Linked DNA regions of Homo sapiens: region 1 is linked to region 2. Evidence: read pairs that join two places in POLR2A ChIA-PET (ENCODE). Cell type or tissue: MCF 10A. All regions are shown on one strand. Each heading gives the region's core, and the rest is flanking DNA. Links, peaks and the distances in the headings are about the cores only.

Region 1 (8,002 bases), core at 1,424-6,423, 88 kb before region 2:
GGTGCACGGGCTGTCGGGAGGACGGGCGGGCTGGCCCCAGACCTCAGCTGATAGTGGGGAGGCGTTTGCTGAGTGGCTGCCCTTTGCAGGGCAGCAGAGTCGGAATAGGGCCTCTCCAGGCGCCATGCTGAGCCTGGGTCTGCGGTGACTCTCCAACCCCGGCGAGGGGGGCCGCGATCTTTGGGGTGCAGATGGAGGAGGAGGCCTGTGTCCAGGGAGCATCCGGGATAGCCAGACAGCATGCACCAGGTGCAGGAGGCCTGGCTGGGGTTGGGAGGAGGGTGGGGGAGCAGGGCACAGCCACCAGCCCAGGCCTGAGGTCAGAGTCCGGGGACGCAAGCAGGGTCTCAGGGAGGGCCAAGAGATGGGAGGCAGGAGGCAGCCAGGTGGTCACCCACGTGGACCCTGGTCAGGAGGAAAATCCAGGAGGCACAAGGTGGGGGAGCTGCCCTGCGGACCCCAGGGAGAGGGGTCCTCTGTGCTGGCGTGGGAGCCAGGCAAGGAGGACTTGGGTGGACTCTGGCGTGCCATGCTGGAGAGCCCTAGGAGTGGACATCCCCTCCCAGCTTCCCCTGGCAAGCATCCAGTCACCCTTTAGTAGTTAATTCACTGCCTGAAATTCAGATATCCTTAAGGCAGCAGGCCGGGGACAGCTGTGGCCTTGCGTATTCCTGCGGGATCCTGCCTGGGCTTCTGCTGGTTTGGCACAGGCGGCCTGTGTGTCCTGCCCACAGTCGGTAATCTATTTCACCTGGCAGGAGTCCCCTGCCCTGGGGTCCCGGCCCTCCCCAAGCTGTGCCCCTGCCCGGCAAAATGCCATTAGAGCCCAAGACCCTCAAAACCAGGCTGGGGTACCCAGGACACCCAGGCACTCCTGGGGCAGAAGGGCAGCCATTCAGCAAACACCTCCTGAGTGTGAGCCCAGGTCCTGGGCCTTCCTGCCCACTTCTGGGCCTATTGGAGCCTCTTCCCTGGCAGTCGGCTTTCATGAAGGACCCACCTGGGTCCCGATGGACCGAGCCTGTGGAGGGGCAGTGGGCAGCTGAGCAGAGAAGGATGGGTTCAGCCTCAGCCCTCTGACCCATCCTCAGCCCCCACCCCCCAACAAACACACACAAACACACTGGGCTCTGTGACTGCTGCGTGGGATCTAGGTCCCTCCTCTGGCCCCACCGTGCAAACAAGCTGTGAGACCACCTGCTCCAGGTGGGCGAGGATGTTGGGTTTCTTGTGGAGCAGAGGCAAAGGAACCTGCCTGTCAGCATCCCCTAGGGAACTGGCAACCGCTTAGCCAGCGCTCAGCCCAGCCCCCACCAAGACAGGGCAGAGCCCCAAGCGCAGTACCTGCTCCTGCTGACCTCGGCTGGGTGTGGTCCTCCTCTCCAGAACCTGGGGACAGGCGCAGCCCCACTCCGCAGGTGCAGAACCAAGGCATGCGCCTGAGTGACCTGCCCAGCCTCACCCTGTCCTCTCCAGGGCACTCTGCTGCCTTGGGGTGGCCCTGTGGCGGCTCCCATTCAGTGGGATCGTAGAGGGTGCCTGGCAGCTGTTGGGGGCTGCCATCTCCAGGTATCTCTGGGGGTGTCTTTCAGAGACTGGAGGACACCATCCTGAGTCCCACAGCCAGCAGGGAAGACCGGGCGCTGACCGTGCGTGGGGAAGGCCGGCAGGCCTCGCCCACCCCCGTGCCCACCCGCATCCGTGAGATCGTGGCCGGCAGCCTGAGTGAGGAGCCACCCCAAGGTGATGGTGTGGGGGACAGTCCTGGGCCCGGGGCTGGCCAAGGTGACGGCGTGGGGGACAGTCCTGGGCCCGGTGCTGGCCAAGGTGACGGCGTGGGGGACAGTCCTGGGCTCGCGGCTGGCCAAGGTGATGGCGTGGGGGACAGTCCTGGGCCCGGGGCTGGGCAAGGTGATGGCGTGGGGGACGGTCCTGGGCCCGGGGCTGGGCAAGGTGATGGCGTGGGGGACGGTCCTGGGCCCGCGGCTGGCCAAGGTGACAGCGTGGGGGACAGTCCTGGGCCTGCAGCTGGCCAAGGTGACGGCGTGGGGGACAGTCCTGGGCCTGGGGCTGGCCTCACCCCCCACAGGGCCACCCTCAGGGGCATCATATCGATACCCACAGGGCACTCAGCAGGGCCTGAGCAGGGCTGCCGCTGTGTGGCACACTTGTGGCCACCTGCGTCTCCGCTTCATTGGTGGTTTCTTCCTCAGCGTGGAAATGCTGGACACTGGCACTCAGGGAGCACAGACGCCCACCCCCCTGGGCTCTGCCTGTCCTGCACCCGCCCCAGGCCCCTGCTCTGCCTCCAATTATCCACCTGGCAGCTGAGGAAACAGCTCCAGGCCGCCTGTCCTGTGTGTGCCCAGGACTCCCTCGTGCATGGGTCCCAGGGATCCCTCTCTCCCAGGGTCTGTCCAGCCTCCTGCAGGCCCGGGGAACTGGCTGTGTGTGTATTTACAAAAGCACCTTATTACTCGGGGACCAGGTCCCTTCCCCCAGAAGCAACAGGGCTCACAACTTCATAGACAGCGCGAGTGCCCAGCGTCCAGGCCGCCCACACACTCTGCTGCCATTGGTTTGGGGCTCGGCCTGGGCCTGGGTCTGCATTGGGGTTCGAGGTGGTAGGATTGCAGTTAACATGAGAGGAAGTGGGGCTCAGAGTATGAAGTCTGCCTCCCTATGTTAGGGTCCCGGGCTCAGATCTGGGACCCCTCCCAGGAGATGGGGGCAGGTCCAGCAGCTGGAGCCTGGTGGCCAGCCCAGGGTCCCACCGTGGAGACAGGGCACAAGGCTGAGTGTGGGTGGGCCCTGGTCTGGCCACCCAGGCTGACCCAGGTACCGTGCAGCAGGGGTACAGGAGCCGACAGCCACTGTGGCCCGAGTGCAAGAGGAGAACGAGCTCCTGCAGGAGGAGCTGACCCGGCTGGGGGACCTGCTGGCCCAGGCCAGCGCCGAGCGAGATGAGCTGGCCAGCAGGTGCCGTGTGGTCAGCGAGCAGGTGCGTGTGTGCAGCAGACTCAGGGCAGGCGGGAGGTGGCAGCCTGGCCCTTCGTGAGGGGTCACTTGTCGGGACGGCAGTCAGAGCCTGGGACCATCGGCAATTTCTAAGACTCGGAAAGACAGAGTGTCAGCCACGTGACATTCAAACCCTGGGCAACAGACAGGGAAACTGAGGCAACAGATGGGATAACTGAGGCCAGAGGTGGGAGGCCAAGCAGCACGTGCCCAGGCCTTTCTGATGCCCAGCGTGTCCCCTAGGTCTCGCAACCTAGCTTAGGCACTGACTTGTCCCCGCACCTGCCCGGGAGCCCTGTGGGGTGGCCTGGCCAGTCCTGACTCGCGGGGCCCAGTGCTCTGCCCAGCACTGGCACAAAGCTGGCACCTGCACAGCAGAGGAAAGCAGGCCAGCAGGCACCGACCCCAACCCCAGATGGAGCTCGCAGAGAAATGGCTCCACCCCAGTTCCCTGGCCCTTTTCTGACAACTGAGGCTGGCCGGGGCCGCTTGGACCTCAGAGGAGAGGGGACAGAGGCAGGGCTGTATCTTTGGTCCCCTGGTGGCTGTAGTGCCTTCCAGGGTGACCTGTGAGGTGAGCAAGAGGCATATTTAGTCACAAAATGTGGAGCTGGGGAAGGCCTCCCATTGTGTAGACAGGGAAACCGAGGCAGAAAGGTGAAGAAACCTGCTAGGCCAGAGCCTCTCTCCTATGTCAGCCGCTCCAAGACATGCTGGCTTCTGAGGCAGGACTTGGCAAGGAGCCAGTGCGTGGAGTGGGGTGTCCAGCCCACCTTGTGGGGTACTCAGGGCCCCTGCCACACCCATGCCATCTTCAGAGCCCCCCTGGTTCTGCATGGCATGTCAGATGACCCCACTTTCCAGATAAGGAGTAGAGGCTCAGAGCCAGCCAGTGATCACCCAGGCCACACCACCATTACTGGGGCTGAGATCTGAACCCCTGAAGCAGATCTGGCCCCTTCTTAGTCACCTGACCAGTGGCCAGTACTGAATGCCTGAGGGGTCCCCAGGGGGCCTCACCTTCTAGAAGGGTCCTTCCCAGGATCATGGCAGCACCAGCCCCACAGCGGTGCCCTCAGCTCTCTGAGGGGCCCGTTCTCTGCTCCCCACCCAGTTCTATCACGCCCTGACCCCCACACGGGAAACACGTTTCCATCCATTGTTGCTGGCACCCCTGGGAGCCCCTGAGGGCAGGAGCTGGGGTCCACCCCACCTGATGGGGGCCCCAGCACATCCGTGAGCTGCCAGCCAGCCTACTCTTCCTGGGAGCCCCTACAGCTGTGGGGAGGCCTTGGGGGAGGCATCTTCCTAGCACAGGGTGGGGAGATGTTGGGAACAGGCCAGTGGGAATAGAAGCCACAGAAATGCTGCCGACAGATTAGTAAGCTGCGTGAGTCAGATCCAAACTCGCCAGCAGCCCAGTGCACGCCAGCTCCCGGGCGGCTCAGCAGGCAAAGTGTGGGTGCCAGGAGGCTGGGTCTAACTCCAAGTTACCCCCAAGACAGGCGGAACGGGGTCTGGGTGGCCAGAGTGCCTGACCATGGCATCTCCATCCTGGGGTGGCACCCCCAGACCCCGCCCGGCTCCTCCAGGGTCTTCCAACGCCACCTTCTCTTCCAGCTTGTGGCTGAGGAGGGGCCCCTTGGCTCTCCCATGCATTTGGCCCAGGCATAGCCACAGCTGAGGCCCCAGGCCTGCTGCCCTCCCCTCCACCCCTCCACCTAGGCCATCCTTGGCCCTTGATTTCCTGGGCCCAAGTTCGGTCTTGGCCCAGTGGTGGCAGAGTGGCCCTGGGCAGTGGGCCCACATCATGGTGGGTGTGGTCCTGCTCCCTGTAGGTGAGGTGCTGGACTCAGGCAGGAGGCCCAGATGGAGAGGAACCACACTCAATCTCCAGGGGGCAGCCCCAGAGGTAGCCCTGTGACCTTCCATCCTGCCCCTGTGTGCCTGAACCAAGCCCTGAAGCCCCTCCCCCTACACTGACGGCTGGGCTGCCCAGGTAGCTGGGGCAGTGGGGCCTCAGTTTACCCATCTGTAAATGAAATGTGGGCATGCTCCAGCAGCCCCCAGAGCTATGCCCCCACTGGGCCACCATACTCACACTGTCCTCAAGGCCTGATGGGATTGGCACATCAGTGCAACCCAGCATGCCCCTGCCCCTCCCCTCCTCTGCCAGCCGTGGGCACTTGGCACAGGGCAGGAGGCCACCTGTCGGGTTCATTGTGTGGAAGGGCCTGGGCCTCACCAGACCCAACCCCAGCCCCTGCTGTGGGGCCCCAGGGAGCCCTCTCTTCCCCACTAAGGTCGGCTTTGTGCCCAAGATGCCCCAGCCCCTGCCTGGCGGGTTCAGGAGCAGCCAGACCAGGTGGGCTATTGCTCCTCCCCAGCTGCAGGCCCGGCTGGAGACCACCGAGGCTCAGCTGCGGAGGTCAGAGCTGGAGCACAGCGTGGATCTGGAGGAGGCCCTTGGCCGTCTGGAGGCTGCCGAGGAGAGGTGAGGCCAGGTGCGGGGCAGTCAGGGCTGCAGGAAGCACAGCCATCCCCCCGAGAGGCAGTGGGACCCTCTGTGCCTTGGGGCTACTGACAGCTCTTCCCAAAGCAGCTGTGAGTTCAGTTTCCCTGTGGGAGCCAACCCAGGCCTCCATGGCCTGGCAGGGCAGGGCAGGGGGCTGGAGAAGGCACGGCTGGGAAGGGGGACTGACTTGAGTGGCTGGGCAGTGTGGGGGCCTGCAGCGCGCTCCCTCTTGCTGTGGGGAGACCCCAGGCCGAGTGGAAACAGTGAAACACTCAGCCTCCTGGGCTCAGCGTGGGCCTCTCACGCAACCAGGCACCACCGTCCCAGCCTCTGAGAGCGGCTCAGCAGCATCCCTATTATAGTAGCTGCATCACGATTGTACCCATCGCTATCAGACCCCTCCCCCGCTCCACAGGCCAGGAGCAGGGGCTGCTCACCATGGGGGACGGGACTGGTGCCAGCCTTCCACGTGGCAGCCTCTCCACGCTCTGCCATCCTCCCTGCCACGGGTCAACCTGGCTCATGAATAACAGGGAGGGAGTGGCAAAGAGAGACAGAGCCTCATGAATGACAGGGAGAGAGTGGCGGAGAGGGACAGAGCCCCCCCCGCCACCGCTGTCAGTGAGCACTGACATTAGGACCCTGGCAACAGACCCTGGCCACCAGCCACACCTGAGTCCAGTGTGTGGATCACCCACTCACACCCTGAGATGGAGCTGACGATGTCATGCCTGGGCTTATCAAGGGGGCCTCTGCCCGGCCCCCACCCTGCCTGTACTAACCCGGCCCCCCACACTAACCCAGCCCCCCACACTAACCCAGCCCCCACACTAACCCAGCCCCCAACACTAACCCAGCCCCCCACACTAACCCGGCCCCCACACTAACCCGGCCCCCCACACTAACCCAGTCCCCACACTAACCCAGCCCCCACACTAACCCGGCCCCCACACTAACCCAGCCCCCACACTAACCCAGTCCCCACACTAACCCAGTCCCCACACTGACCCAGCCCCCACACTAACCCGGCCCCCCACACTAACCCAGCCCCCCACACTAACCCGGCCCCCCACACTAACCCAGTCCCCACACTGACCCAGCCCCCACACTAACCCGGCCCCCACACTAACCCAGCCCCCACACTAACCCGGCCCCCCACACTAACCCGGCCCCCCACACTAACCCGGCCCCCCACACTAACCCAGTCCCCACACTAACCCAGTCCCCACACTAACCCGGCCCCCACACTAACCCAGCCCCCACACTAACCCAGTCCCCACACTAACCCAGTCCCCACACTGACCCAGCCCCCACACTAACCCGGCCCCCCACACTAACCCAGCCCCCCACACTAACCCGGCCCCCCACACTAACCCAGTCCCCACACTGACCCAGCCCCCACACTAACCCGGCCCCCCACACTAACCCAGCCCCCCACACTAACCCGGCCCCCCACACTAACCCAGTCCCCACACTGACCCAGCCCCCACACTAACCCGGCCCCCCACACTAACCCAGCCCCCCACACTAACCCGGCCCCCCACACTAACCCGGCCCCCACACTGACCCGGCCCCCACACTAACCCGGCCCCCCACACTAACCCAGCCCCCACACTAACCCAGTCCCCACACTAACCCAGCCCCCCACACTAACCCGGCCCCCACACTAACCCAGCCCCCAACACTAACCCAGCCCCCACACTAACCCGGTCCCCACACTGACCCAGTCCCCACACTAACCCGGCCCCCACACTAACCCAGCCCCCACACTAACCCGGCCCCCACACTAACCCAGCCCCCAACACTAACCCGGCCCCCCACACTAACCCAGTCCCCACACTATCCCGGCCCCCACACTAACCCGGCCCCCACACTAACCCAGCCCCCAACACTAACCCAGCCCCCCACACTAACCCGGCCCCCCACACTAACCCGGCCCCCCACACTAACCCAGTCCCCACACTATCCCGGCCCCCCACACTACCCCGGCCCCCCACACTAACCCAGCCCCCACACTGACCCGGCCCCCCACACTGACCCGGCCCCCACACTGACCCAGCCCCCACACTAACCCAGCCCCCACACTAACCCGGCCCCCACACTGACCCGGCCCCCACACTAACCCAGCCCCCACACTAATCCGGCCCCCACACTAACCCGGCCCCCACACTGACCCGGCCCCCACACTAACCCAGCCCCCACACTGACCCGGCCCCCACACTGACCCGGCCCCCACACTGACCCGGCCCCCACACTGACCCGGCCCCCCACACTGACCCAGCCCCCACACTAACCCGGCCCCTCACACTGACCCGGCCCCCACACTGACCCGGCCCCCCACACTGACCCAGCCCCCACATTAACCCAGCCCTGCACAGCAACCAAGGCCCACCAGTCTCCCAGACCTGGGGAGGTTAAGTTGTCTATAGAATATCGACACATTTGGTTCATCCTCCAGGAATCTGGAAA
Region 2 (8,002 bases), core at 1,832-6,831:
TTGAGATGGATTCTTACTTACTCTGTCATCCAGGCTACAGTGCAGTGGCATGATCTCAGCTCACTGCAACCTCTGCCTCCCGGGTTCAAATGATTCTCCTGCCTCAGCCTCCTGAGTACCTGGGACTACAGGTGCCCACCATCACCCCCAGCTAATTTTTGTATTTTTAGTAGAGATGAGGTTTCACCATGTTGGTTAGGCTGATCTGGAATTCCTGGCCTCAAGTGACCTGCCTGCCTCAGCCTCCCAAAGTGCTAGGATTACAGACCTTAGCCACCATGCCTGGCCCAGATTTCCATTTTTATATCATTTTCCTTCTGCTTGAAGGACTTCCTCTAATATTTCTTATAGTGTAGACCTGCTGGCATAAATTATCACTGTTTTTTTAAAATCTGAAAATCTCTTTATCTTCATTTTTTGAAAGATAGCTCTGCTGGGTGGGTGTAGAATTCCAAACTGACTTTGGATTTTGTTTGTGTTTTAAATTTTTTGAAGATGCTGCTCTGTTGTCTTCTGATTGGCATAGTTTGTAATGAGAAGTCTGCTGTCATTCCCATCTTTGTCCCTCCGCATATGCATCTTTTTTCTCTGATTCCTTTTAAGATATTCTTTTTATCACTGCTTTTCAGCAATTTGGTTATTAGGTGTATTGTTGTAGGGCTTTAAAAATATTTCTTCTGCTTGGTTTCATTAAGACTCATGATTTGTGAGCGTATAGTTTCCATGAAATTTGAAAAAAATCTCAGCCATCTTCACATATTTTTTCTGTCCTTTCTCTCCTCTCTTTTGAAGACTCAAATTGTATGTACATTAAACTTCTTACTATTGTCCTAGAGCTCATTGAGAATGAGAATGAGGCTTTGTTATTTTAAAGTCTTTTTTGCCTGTCCTTCATTTTGAATATTTCTATTGTTATGTTTTCAAATTCACTGATTTTTTTTTCTACACGGTCTAACCTATTCATCCCATTCAGAGTATGTTTGTTTCATCTATTTCACTTTTTACTCCTATAAGTTGTATTTGGATCTTTTCTGCATTTTTCATTTCTTCCCTCATTATGTTGACATTTCCTTTTCTATCCTAGCATATTTTTCATCTTTATAATAATTGCTTTAAAATTACTGTCTACTAATTTCAGCATATACTTTTTAATGCAATACTTTGACTATGTATCTGTGAACAAAAGTGAAAAGAATGGTGAACAATGATGAAACTCCAAGTGTAGCATTGTTTTCCACAGTGGTATGGGTTGGAAATGTTGAGGCTGTTGAGCCAGTGAGTAAATAGATTGAGAATGGTATGCGCTTCTCTTGAAGATACGAGTTGCAGATATGGAAAGGAGGAAACATCAAATGAAACCTGTGGCTTTGTGTTAGATTTGACTTCAGCATATCAGTATAACTTCATAGCACATATTTCCGTGTGTGTATTATGACAGATGGGTGTAGACATGGGTATATACATCTGTGTGTCTACCTACATCCACAGTTCCTAGCTCTGTCCACTGAGAGAAATGGAAGCAATAATACCTCAATAGCAGAGGGCACTTCCATGCTCAGATCTTGGCTGCTAAACACTAGTCTCCACTAAAAAGAACCAGGGTGCCTTGGAGATCCTAGGGTCGTGGCAAGAGAAGTGCAAGATGAGCCTGGAACATCTTGTTGTGCCATAAAGTAAGGAAACACTAGGAGAAGGATGGAGATGGATCAAAAGGACACAGAGGCCCTCCAGAAGGGGCTCCCACTGGCAGTGTTTGGGACAATTGGAGCATTAAAACAAATAATGATAGGTACAGATTCTAATCTATTAAAGGAGAAATCCGTGGCTTCACACTGATGTAAGTAAATAAATGATGAAACATATAAATGAGGGGGAAAACAGTATTGATAGCTTTGCATCAGTGTTAAATTTCCTGCTGTGGGTGACTGTATATGCTTACATGAGAGAATATCCTTGTTGATGGGAAATACTAAAATGTTTAGGGTGCAGAGGGTCATGAGGTCTACAGCTTATTCTCATATCCTCCTGAGTTTTTGGTGATAAGGTGAAGCTAGAGCTTCTTGTCAGAGAAGTGGCCAGCCGGCCAAACCGCGTTCTCCCAGGCAGCTCCCCACAGAAACTTGGTGCATTCATTCACTGTTGACTTACTCACTACTTCATTTGTTCGTTCCTTCAGTCCAAAACCTTGATTGCACCCTTGCTCTGATTTAAGGAGACGGAAGAGCAGCAATGCGTCTTTTTTTAGTATTAAATGTATTTATTTTTGTCTGTTTTGTTCGCTGTGCTGTCAGGCTTCCGGAACAGTGCTACTCCTAGAAGCCGCTCAGTAAATAACTATTGTTCATCTTGTGATCATTGGGATGATATATCCGTAATTCCATCACCCAAAAATAAGTGCTTTTAACATTTTGGTGAAGTTCTTCCTTATCTGTTTTCAAGGGTAGGGTTTTACAAAACAGACTTCGGGTTACCATCTCATATGGGTCTCTGTGTTGCCTATTTCTTTCAATGTTACGCCACGAGCATTTACCCATGCCCTAACTTTTCTGTGAAAACATGCTTTTTCATGACAATACAAGATTCCATTCTATGGCTACACTGTGATTGGTTTAACCGGCCGCTAGTTATTGGCTCTGTGGTGTTTCAGTCTCCTGAATCGATGTGTGTCTGTCCTACACGGGCCTTCGTGCAGGCCTCCCTCTCTTTCCCTCCCTTGCAATAAACTGCCCCACGTGGGCTCACTGGATCCAAGGCAGGGAGCTTTTCAGGGCACCTTCCTTCTGTCTGCCACTGCCCAGAAGGGCATTCGCAGTTACACCCTGCCGTGGGTGAAGGCGGCCGTACCACCTGACTCACTGAGCACAGCCCGGAGGTGGCAGCTCCCCAGCTCTGACAGGTCCGGACCACGTGTGTCTCCAAAGCAGGCTTCTGTGCTGCTCCAGGGCCACCTGGGGGCGTGGCAGGAATGCAGACCACCCAGGGCAGATCCCAAGTGGGGGAACAGAGTCAGTGCCGTGACCAGGGGCTCCTGGGGCTGGCTCAGAGCCCCACCTGGGAAGCACAGCCCCTCCCTCCGAGGGCTGCTCGTGGTGACCCGGGGCACTCCTAACTAACCTACTCTGCAGGCTCCAGTCTCCTCCTGCCTCCTATTCACCACGAAGGGGTGGCCAGGACAAGCTGCCCCCACAGGGTCCCACCTGATAGCACTCCTTGCACTCCTTCTGTCCATGGGCTTCTAGGCCAGACAGGGTGTCCTGGTGTTCTGACTGGTGGTGGGGGTGGAAGCTCTGGGCAGATCCAAGGGCAAGACAGGCTGGAAGGGTCGGGGCCTGGTCACACTGCCGTCTGTCTGCGACCAGGCAGGTGGGACACCCCATACATCATCTACGGGGACCAGCCTCAACACCTAGGTGCCTTGGCATCCATTCTCTTGTTCTTTGCAAAGCAGGGCAAGTCATTCATTCAGCCAGCAGGTGTCAGTTATTAGACACCACTGTGTGCAGCCCCTGCCCTGCTCCCGTGGTGCCCGGGGCTCAGCACATGCTGAAGTCGCCTCTGGGCTCTGCGGGCCAGTCAGGGAGCACCAAGTGGGAGCAGGACTGTGGCCAGCCCAGGCCCCTGACCCCAATGCCTCCACACAGGAGGGCAGCCCAGGATCACACTGTCCTCTGAGCTTGTCCAGGAGCTTGTCAAGGGTCAGGCACGGCCTCTTGGGCCCTCAAACCCATCTTTCAGCAAACATTTCCTGCCATCAGCTCTGGGGTGGGTTGGAGGCGGCAAAGTGGAGCAGGCAAGGCAGCCTTGGAGGCTCACTGGGGGCAGGACATGGGGATGGAGCTTGGGTCCTGAAGGAGTGACGGGGGTGCCCATGAGTAAGACTCTCAGGTATGTGGGGAGTGGGGGACAGACCAGGTTTGCATCTCAAGATTGCATCTCTGATGGTGGTGGCTGGAGGTGACAGTGGCCCAGTGGCCACTGCAGAGATGCAGGGTGACTGTGAGGAGGCCCCTCCCTCTGAGGTGTGGACAGGCTGAAGGCAGCAAGATCTCAAGAGCCCAGGAGGCAGCAGCCCAGGCTGGAGATGGATGGAAAGGGCAGGTGTGGACACCCAGACAGTGTGGGGCCACTGCCTCCAGGCCAGGCACACCCTGGGGCCTCTAGGGGATTGGGCTGTGGCCCTGCTGACCATAGGGACTGGTGGAGCACCTGGCCAAAGTGGGAAGCAAGTGAGGCAAGGAGCAGGCGGCAGGAGCTGCTGTCAACACAAGGAAGCAGAGGGGCTGGTGGAGAGGGAGAGGCTGTGAGGGCAGCAAGAGGGACAGGGCATGAGAAAGGGCACGGGGGCTGGGGGCATGGCCCCATGGGGACAGGGAAGCCACAGGGAGACCCAGCACCTCAGTCTGCAGGAGAGAGAGGACATGGCATCAACACTCTCCTGGGAGCCCCTCCCTTACCCCTCCCCTGTCCGGGGGCGCTGAATGCAGCTCAGATGTCCCCTCCTCCAGGAAGTCACCCTGGCTCTCCCTGGTGGTAGCTCTCTTCCCTCCCACTGGAACAACCCCTTGGGTGACTGCTTCTGTCCCATGTGTGTTTCCCCGGAGGCGTCCCATGTGTGTTTCCCCGGAGGCCTAGCCCAGTATTGCCGTCGGTGGCTGGGCCAGGGGCCAGCCTCCTTCCCTTCAGGGCTGGCGTGAGGCCGCTCAGCAGGAGACCATCCCCTTCAGCCCCGGAGGCCCTGCCCATCCCCCGGCCCAGGACGCCAGCCCCCGCTGTGCCTGTGGGAGGAATCCTAATTGCCCAGAAAGCTGCCAGGAAATAAAAGACATGCCTGCATTTTTCAAAACAAGCTTCTAAAACACCTCGAGGCTGTGCTGTTTCACTCTTGGCAGAGGAGTCAAAGCAGGGAACCGCAGAGCCGCCCTTTGTGATCTAACGTTTGCGGAGCCAGGGTGCTGCTTCCTGGCTCCTGGGGCCCTCGGAAGTCTCTTGGGTCCCTGGCTCCCCTCCAGGCCCACCCTGCCCTGCTCAGAGCAGCCCCTTGGCTCAGGTCCGGGGGAGCAGGCTGTTGCATATCGGCACTTTCAGCCCGAGGTCACCTCCTGGAGGCTCCCCAGACGCTTCAGCTCTTTCCTGCTTTCATCCAAGTCGGAAATGCCACTGGAGCACGTCTCTGTGCTTCCTCCTGAGCCAGCAGAGGGTCAGCCCCGTCCTGCAGGAAAGGCAGGAGAGCCCTGAGTGCCCCTGGCCAGCCCCGCCCCCAATGGAGGAGGGCGAGGAGCCTCCTCCAAGTCCCCAAGTCACTGCAGCTCCAGGTTCCATGTGGCCTGGGGCCTCCCCAGTTAGCAGCTGACCAGCAGCCCAAGAATCTCAGCCTGCTCAGAGGGGTCAGAGCATCCCCTCCATGGCAAGGCCACCGTGAGGCTGGCTGGCCTTGACCACAGCCTGAGAGAGGAGGGTGAGGGCGGGGCGTGGGGCACTCACCGGGGTGCCTAAGGTGCTCAGCTGTGTCCAACGCAGAGCTTTTTCCAGGCGGCCTGTGTGTGAGCCCCTCCCAGGACCTTTGTCACCTACCTGGGACTGTAACATCCAGGTGGCAATCTTGTTTTTCTCAGCAGCTGGTGCTTGGCTGGGAGGAGAGCGATGCCAGCACTGATCCAGGGCCTGGGCTTCAGGCTGCAGGCAGAGCCGGGACCCCAAAGGAGACCAGACGGTGGCCACGGGGAGGCCCTGGACGATGGGATCCACAGGGAGAGACTGGAGTTCTGGGGGATGCAGCCAGGGCCTGCCGCAGCATCTCTACCCTGCAGACCCAGAACAAGCACACTGCCCTCCCTCCCTGCCTGGGGGTGGCAGGTCTCCTGGGTCTCCTGGGTCTCCTGGGGGTGGCAGGTCTCCTGGGTCTCCTGGGGGTGGCAGGTCTCCTGGTTCTCCTGGGTCTCCTGGGGGTGGCAGGTCTCCTGGGTCTCCTGGGTCTCCTGGGGGTGGCAGGTCTCCTGGGTCTCCTGGGTCTCCTGGGGGTTGCAGGTCTCCTGGGTCTCCTGGGGGTGGCAGGTCTCCTGGGTCTCCTGGGTTTCCTGGGGGTGGCAGGTCTCCTGGGTCTCCTGGCACATGGAGTGGTTACATTTCTACAAGTGTCCCAGTGGCGCTGGGCAGGACTGCCAGGCTGGCCTCAGGCCCCAGACCCCAGCAGACAAACACTGGCCCTCAGCAGGTGTCTGAGGTGCCAGCGCTGGGCAGCCTGCTGGCATTCCCGCCCCCGAAGTCAGGACGAGGGACTAAACCCGCACTGTTCCTCTACGAGTGCTCAGGTCCACACCTAGCCATGAACAGGGGCGTCGGCTGGGAGACAGGCTAATCCTTTCCCCTTGTTTTCCACATCTCTATGACATGTTTTACAAGGTGCTATAGCAAGTAGGCAAATAACAATAATAGAATTGTCACTTTTTGGGAAGTAGCGTTTTCCCAGCCCTGAAGAAGGAGAGGGACCCCAGTGCTGGGGAGAGAGGGGTTGCCACATGGCTCCCTGCCCTGCTTCTAGCTCCTGGGCCCTCTGGCCTGGGCCTTGCCCACTAGCCCCCTTCCACCAGACGTTGGGACGTCCACATCTGGAGAAAGGAAGTCCCGCGGGCCTCTGCCCTGCACTGCGGTGCTGGCGCTGCCCTGTCCTGGCTGCCCTGTCCTGGCAGGGGACAGGGCCGGCTTGTTCTGCCTCCTCCCTGGCTCAGCCCCCAGCGGGGAGGGCAGCAGCTCTCTGGGGTGGGGAGAGAGGAAAGCTGGAGCGGGGCAGGCGGCGGGTGGGCCCGAGGCCTCTGCACACCGCACACCTGCAAGCTAGGCTCCCACTTCAAAGGCCGACAGAAAACTCAGGGCAGCGGCTCAGGAGCCAAGCAGGGAGTGGGGCCAGCTAAGGAAGAGCATGGGGGGTGCGGCGAGGGGCAGAGCAGGGAGGTCCCCCACACCAGGCAGGTGGCCCAGCCCCAGGGACCTCGGCCACAGCGGCCTCCTGCCCCCAGATGCTTCTCCCCCAACCCAGAGGTACCACTTGTCACTTCTAACCCTTAGCTCTTTTTTCCAAAACACATGCCAAAAAGGGTACAAAACATAAACGTGCAAAAAAAGATCAAACGTAACGCAAACCCTGGTGGGCCCACTGCCAGGCCGAGAGCAGACGCTGCCACCGCCCCACCCTGCATCGCCACCCCAGGGCAGCCCCTCCGGCCTGTGAAAGCGCCTTCTCACACTCGCCTTTTTCCCTCCCTGGTGTTTTTAGGGTGGCTCATCCACATCTCTGGTGGTGCTGTTACTTCATCATCACCTCTGTATCGTTGTATGAATAGACCACAGGCTATTTGTTTTACAGTGGTACACATTTGGGTCTGCTATTGTTGTTGTTTTAATTGAATTTTTCCAGCCTTATTGAGACAAAATTGACAGACAAAATTGTGTGATTTAATATACCTACACATTGTGAAATGACGACCAGAATCGCATGAATCTATACATCCATCACCACCCAGTTACCGTGTGTGTGCACGTGTGTGACAAGAACACTTAAGATTACTCTCTTAGCAAATTTCAATTAAACGAGGCAGTACTGTGTTTTTTTTTTCTTTTTTTTTTTTTTTTGTTGTTGTTTTTGAGATGGAGTCTCGCTCTTTCGCCCAGGCTGGAGTGCAGTGACGTGATCTCAGCTCACTGCAAGCTCCGCCTCCTGGGTTCACGCCATCCTCCTGCCTCAGCCTCCCGAGTAGCTGGGACTACAGGTGCCCGCCACCACGCCCGCTAATTTTTTGTATTTTCAGTAGAGACAGGGTTTCACCATGTTAGCCAGGATGGTCTCGATCTCCTGACCTCGTGATCCGCCTGTCTCAGCCTCCCAAAGTGATGGGATTACAGGCGTGAGCCACCGCGCCCGGCCACGAGCAGTACTGTTAACTACGGTTGCCATGCATTACATGGAGACCCCAGAACTTACTCATCCTGTCTGACTGAAGGTTTGCAC

Evidence for each region. Peaks named below come from ENCODE experiments on the same cell type or tissue, not always from the same donor. Only the 100,000 strongest peaks of a DNase experiment are listed, where the experiment ranks them.
Region 1: POLR2A ChIA-PET joins it to region 2 with 5 read pairs; 4 of 35 experiments call an interaction of 5 or more read pairs at or near these places.

Annotation. Positions count from the first base shown.
Region 1 is chr2:240,917,134-240,925,135 of GRCh38, forward strand. It overlaps CROCC2 (ciliary rootlet coiled-coil, rootletin family member 2), which reads left to right. Exons shown (of 32, transcript NM_001351305.2): 2 at 1,593-1,743; 3 at 2,850-3,001; 4 at 5,406-5,512. Among named protein-coding and RNA genes, the nearest start is that of CROCC2, 15 kb to the left of the region's middle. In MCF 10A, for the core only: no CTCF peak of the experiment used is centred there; a DNase peak (open chromatin) is centred at 4,388.
Region 2 is chr2:241,005,216-241,013,217 of GRCh38, forward strand. The region is part of intron 1 of SNED1 (sushi, nidogen and EGF like domains 1); the gene reads left to right. It overlaps LOC107985787 (a long non-coding RNA gene), which reads right to left and starts at 6,730. Exons shown (of 2, transcript XR_001739175.3): 1 at 5,572-6,730; 2 at 2,237-5,209. RefSeq lists enhancers at 4,913-5,518, 5,519-6,122. In MCF 10A, for the core only: no CTCF peak of the experiment used is centred there; a DNase peak (open chromatin) is centred at 4,826.